2 separate regions of the Homo sapiens genome follow, and region 2 is linked to region 1. Evidence: chromatin loops called from intact Hi-C (ENCODE). Cell type or tissue: B cell. All regions are shown on one strand. Each heading gives the region's core, and the rest is flanking DNA. Links, peaks and the distances in the headings are about the cores only.

What was found. A loop is a pair of places that touch in the nucleus more often than their neighbours do. Peaks named below come from ENCODE experiments on the same cell type or tissue, not always from the same donor. Only the 100,000 strongest peaks of a DNase experiment are listed, where the experiment ranks them.
Region 2: it touches region 1 in a loop (4-fold over the local background); 1 of 110 quality-filtered maps calls a loop at or near these places.

Annotation. Positions count from the first base shown.
Region 1 is chr2:113,858,376-113,861,298 of GRCh38, forward strand. The region is part of intron 2 of ACTR3-AS1 (ACTR3 antisense RNA 1); the gene reads right to left. Among named protein-coding and RNA genes, the nearest start is that of ACTR3, 30 kb to the right of the region's middle. In B cell, for the core only: no CTCF peak of the experiment used is centred there; a DNase peak (open chromatin) is centred at 1,336; H3K4me3 peaks cover 1,010 bases; H3K27ac peaks cover 2,500 bases.
Region 2 is chr2:113,922,457-113,925,379 of GRCh38, forward strand. All of the region lies in intron 3 of ACTR3 (actin related protein 3), which reads left to right. Among named protein-coding and RNA genes, the nearest start is that of ACTR3-AS1, 33 kb to the left of the region's middle. In B cell, for the core only: no CTCF peak of the experiment used is centred there; a DNase peak (open chromatin) is centred at 1,355; H3K27ac peaks cover 2,474 bases.

The DNA.
Region 1 (2,923 bases), core at 141-2,640:
AACTGTCAATGGAGGAGGAGTGAGACATTTCTTTTTGGCTATGTTGAATAGATGAGATATAATTTACCCAAAGTGTAGTTTACAGACAAGCCAGTCACCACACAGCCCACTTCTGGGGGTAACTGCAGAGCCTACAGGTCCTACTAAGAAGGTGGCCATGTTCTATGCCACGTTCTCTGCCCCGCTTCCAGAACCCCTCAGCCCCCAGTTCTCCCAGCTCAGCTGACTAGAATCAGGAATGTGCTCATGATCCAAAGGCCATCAGTTTTTCTATGGGTTTATGGCCCACGAGGAGGTTTAGCATATAGAACCTCTGCTTCAATAGGGATACTACTGAGTCAAACAGACATTATTGCCTAGAAATTTCATGTGGAACTGACAAATTGTGAATAAGTTGAAGTTTTGAGTTATCAGAAAGGAGGAGTGAGCAGTTATGAACAAGCAGAAGCTATAGGTAAGCCAAAATCAAACGGTATTTATAGGAGAGTTGAAAAATTAGTAGAAATGGGAATGGTAGCAGTACAGTTGGAGGGATGCTGAGTCACTGCATTTATGGGATCCCTGAACTTGCCAAGGCAGCAAGAAGATGACTCAGATTGGTGACTCTTCCACTGGATGCTTCTAGTTCCTGAGTGACTTCCAGAGTCCAAGAGGCCCAGCTCGACAGCTTTTCTTGATATGCCAGAAGGTCCTTAAAGTCCTTATTTCCATAAATACCGTCACGATACCCCTGCTCCCATCACCCAGATGAACCGCTGTTCTTTGTAGTGAAATGGTCTTAACAAACATCTCAATAATAACATTGGCTAACACTTATTTAACATGGATTATGTGCCAAGCACTGAGATATTAATTTTACACATTGTACCTCACTTAATTTTCTCAACAATCCTATGAGGCAGGTACATATTATTCTTACCAATTTATGGATGGAGAAACCTAACTTAGAGAGGTTACCTTGCTTGTCCAAGTCACATCTTCTGTAGGGGAGCTAAGTCTGAAGCAGATCTGTATAACTCTAGAGTCCAAACATGTAATTATATTTAACTTCTCTCAAGTTACTCAGTTCCCTTGGGATCATTTCGGGTGTAGAGAGTGTAAGTAATTTAACTTTAAGTCATAAAATAAGAAATGTAGCAACCAGAACTAAAAGGGGAAAAAAGACTCATCATGAATATCACGTGTTATAAAATAATCATGTGTCTTGCTGAAACTTCATAAAAGAGAAGTTCTAGAAAGTTATCCCAAAGCAAGAAGTGGTGAATGGGAATTTATTACTAATTTTAGATACATAATATGTGCCAGATGTATTGTCCTATTTGAACAAATGGCTAAGGAAAATATGTATTCTTTGTAGTTTAATAGTGGCCTCAATTTTCCTAATTTGCTTCATAAAGTCTTACGCTCTTGACAGGGAATTCTCCTGCAAAGGGGTTTTTAGAAATCAACCATGGATGTAGAGAAGAGACTACTTTGCATAAAAAAAAGAGAAGTGAAACTGTAGAGTTTAAAAAAAAAAATGTGGCCAGGGACGGTGGCTCATGCCTATAATCCCAGCACTTTGGGAGGCTGAGACAGGTGGATCACCTGAGGTCAAGAGTTCAAGACTAGCCTGGCCAACATGGTGAAACCCTTTCTCTACGAAACGTACAAAAATTAGCTGTGTGTGGTGGCGTGCGCCTGTAGTCCCAGCTACTCAGGAGGCTGAGGCAGGAGAATTGTTTGAACCCAGGAGGTGGAGTTTTCAGTGAGCTGAGATTGTACCACTGCACTCCAGCCTGAGCAACAGAGCGAGACTCATCTCAAAATAAATAAATAAAATAAAAAATATATGTGTAAGAAAAATAAACTGTGAGATATGAAGTGTAAAATTTCAACTCTTCTAATTATGCTGAATTAATAACTAAAATTTATTTTTCAAAAACTGGAAAATTTAGCAGAGATGTAGCTATTTAAAAATGAATAATAATGTTGAATATGTGTTTGCTCCATGAGGGCATAGATTTTTGTATTTCCTTCACTACTGGATCCTTAGAAGCTGGAACAGACTCTGTTATATAGTAGATGTTCAATAAAAATCTGTTAAATAGAACAAATAAATGACTGAACTCAGAAAACTGAGATTATTCTCTGAATTGTATCTCTAAATGATATACGAGCAAGTCATTTAGCATATTTGGATGCAAGTTTTATTTATTTATTTGTGAGATTTTTGTGTTATAAAAGATACTGCAAGGAGAGGGAATTTGTTCTACTAGACATAAAACCGAACAGCATGGCACTGGTTTAGGAACAGGCAATAAGTCAAAGGAACAGACTAGAAAATGTAGAGATAGACTTTGTATACACACATACACACACACTCACACTCACACTCACACTTATTTAAACAACATCAGTATATAATATAAAATGAATTGTTTATGACATCAGGCCATTGATTAAGATAAATAATATTAATTCCCTTTCAAGCCATATACAAAGCTAAATTCCAGATAGATCAAGGACTTGAACATGTTTTAATAAAAAAGCAAAGTATAGTCGGGCACGGTGGCTCATGTATGTAATCCCAGCACCTTGGGAGGCCAAGGTGGGTGGATTTCTTGAGGCCAGGAGTTCGAGACCAGCCTGGCAAACAAGGCAAAACCCCATCTCTACTAAACATACAAAAATTAGCCGGGCATGGTGGCACACACCTGTAATCCCAGCTACTACTCAGGAGGCTGAGGAATGAGAATCACTTGAACTTGGGAGGTGGAGGTTGCAGTGAGCTGAGATTGCACCACTGCACTGCAGCCTGGGTGACAGAGCGAGACTCTGTCTCAAAAAAAGAAGCAAAGTATAAAACTACTAGGAACAAAATTCACAAATTCATAGAAATGTTTTTTATAACCTTACCGTGGTGTATCCTTTGTAAGAGTAA
Region 2 (2,923 bases), core at 299-2,798, 64 kb after region 1:
CTTCTGCGAAATATGTGGTGGCATCATCTGCTGGTCATGGATGTGGGGAGAAGGTGAAATCTTAGCGGTAGGGGCGGCATTGACACTCGTCATTGTGAAGAGTAAAGAGGAACAGAGTAGAAGAGTAAAGGCTTGCCAGGCAAGGTTAGGTCCATTTGAGAATAATGACTATGAATTCTTAGTCTTTAGCACCCTAGTGCAAATGCTTCTGCGGTATAATCAGCATTCTGGATATAGGCAAGTTTATGTTAGGGATATATGCTGGGTTGGATTTTGGTAGACAGGATGAAAAAAGAACATGTGAAATAAAGGTGATGGGTCAAAATCTAGACTGTGTATATTGATGGCTAGGGAATAATTAAAGCAACCAGTGGACCAAAAGTCTTAATTGGTGTTCAGAAGAGATCTCTTGAGGTGGTTGAGTATGCTAGAATAATAAGAGGTTGTGATCAGAGAAGGGTATACCTGCATTTCAGCGATTGAGAGGTGATAGTGATGATGATATAAGATCTATACTGTGGCCAAAATGGAAAAGAGATACCACTGAAAGTGATGAAGTCAGTCAGTCGAGAGGCCAGAGTTCCTTTCCACTGATTCTGTCCACTCATTTTAAACGCATTTTTAAGTCTTCTAAGTGCTACTAACAAACCAGAACAAAACTTCTCTCAATCTTTATTCCTACCTTCTGTCCTCAGCAATTTAGCTATTTTTCTCTTTCCTTTTAAAACGACACTTCTTAGTGAGTCTCAAGATATTTGATATGCTCTTTGTTAAATCCAATTATATGTAACAGTTTTCATCCTTCTTGATTTGTCTTTCTTTTGCAGGATTACTCTAATGGTTATCTTCCTAACATGGAATATTTGTTTGTTTGTTTGTTTGTTTGTTTGTTTGTTTTTGAGACGGAGCCTGGCTCTGTCGCCCAGGCTAGAGTGCAGTGGCGCGATCTCAGCTCACTGCAGCCTCGACTTCGGGTTCATGCCATTCTCCTGCCTCAGCCTCCCAAGTAGTTGGGACTACAGGCGCCCACCACCGTGCCCGGCTAATTTTTTATATTTTTAGTAGAGATGGGGTTTCACCGTGTTAGCCAGGATGGTCTCAATCTCCTGACCTCGTGATCTGCCTGCCTCGGCCTCCCAAAGTGCTGGGATTACAGGCATGAGCCACTGTGCCCGGCCTGTTTTGTTTGTTTTTATTTGTTGTTTCTATTGTCACTGATTTCTCCTTTACCCACTACTCAAACGTTGGTTTCTCTAGGCACTGCTTTCAGTTCTCCTTTTTTTTTTTTTTCTCTTCTCATAAAATGGGGTGACTCAATGTTTTATTCTTTCATTAAAGACTTTCTCTAGGTGATCTCCTCCATTCCTTTGTCTGCAACCACAGACCAGATCTCTACTTTCAGTTCCTTGACTACATCTTCACCTACCTATTTCCTGGCTCTTGAGTTTTAGTATATCTAAAACAAAACGTATTATATATACTCCACTCTTGTTTATTCCAAGATCAGACAAAACACAATTTTTATGTTTTGATTAATGGATCTGGTCCATCCTAACTTCAAAGCTGGAAACCTGTTGGCATCTTCTGACTTTTTTCTCTTTTTTTTTTTTTTTTTGAGACAGGTGTCTTGCCCTGTTGCCCATGTTGGAATGCAGTGGTGAGATCTTGGCTCACTGCAAGACCCTCCACAATCACTTTGACCCTCTGGGCTCAAGTGATTCTTCCACCTCAGCCTCCTGAGTAGCGGGGACTACAGGTGTGTGCCACCACACCTGGCTAATTAAAAATTTTTTTTTTTTTTGTAGAGACAGGGTCTCACTACGTTGCCTAGGCTGGTCTCAAACTCCTGGGCTCAAGCCATCCTCTCACCTTGGCCTCCCAAAGTGCTGGGATTATAGGTATGAGCCACCATGCCCAGCCCTTTCTTATTCTTATTGACTGAGAAATCTTCAATGTGGCCCCTTGTCGTCCATACCACTATTGGTACTCTTGTTCTCACTTGGTTCTGTTAAGCTTCATTTGAGCTTTCCCAATGCTGCTATAATAGTCTTCCTAAAAATTAAAGCTGTTCTTATTCCCCTGCTTAAAAATTTCTCTGCTGTTTTATTTCTTATAGAATAAAACCTAAATAAAAGGAAAATTTTTGAGAATCTAGTCCCTTTGATCTAGAACTGGTATATCTCTCTACGCACCTTCAAATCTTTTGGCACATAAATTTCTCATTGATAACTTCAGTTTTGTTTTTGTATACCATGCAGTGTTTGTCTTTCTATACATCTTTTTCTGTTCTCCACAAGTTCCTCCATACCTCTCATTCCCCTGCCAAAAAAAAAGCCAGAAAGCAGAACTGAGTTAAGACCCGGCTTAGATATGACCTCCTCAGCGAAACCTTTTCTCTCACAAAACAAGGTGGTCATCTTATTCAAGGAACTATTTATTTATTTATTTATTTATTTATTTGACAGAGTGTTACTCTGTTGCCCAGGCTGGAGTGGAGTGATGTGATCTTGGCCTACTGCAACCTCTGACTCCTGGGTTCAAGAGATTCTCCTGCCTCAGCCTCCCCAGTAGCTGGGATTATAGGTGCCTGCCACCATGCCTGACTGATTTTTGTATTTTCAGTGGAGATGGGGCTTCACCATATTGGCCAGGCTGGTCTTGAACTCCTGACCTCAAATGATCCACCCACCTCAACCTCCCAAAGTGCTGGGATTACAGGCGTGAGCCATCGTGCCACCTTTTTTTTTTTTTTTTTTGGAGACAGAGTCTTACTCTATCGCCCAGGCTGGAGTGCAATGGAGTGATCTTGGCTCACTGCAACCTCCGCCTCCTGGGTTCAAGTGATTCTCTTGTCTCAGCCTCCCGAGTAGCTGGGATTATAGGCATGCACCACCACGCCTGGCTAATTTTTGTATTTTTAGTG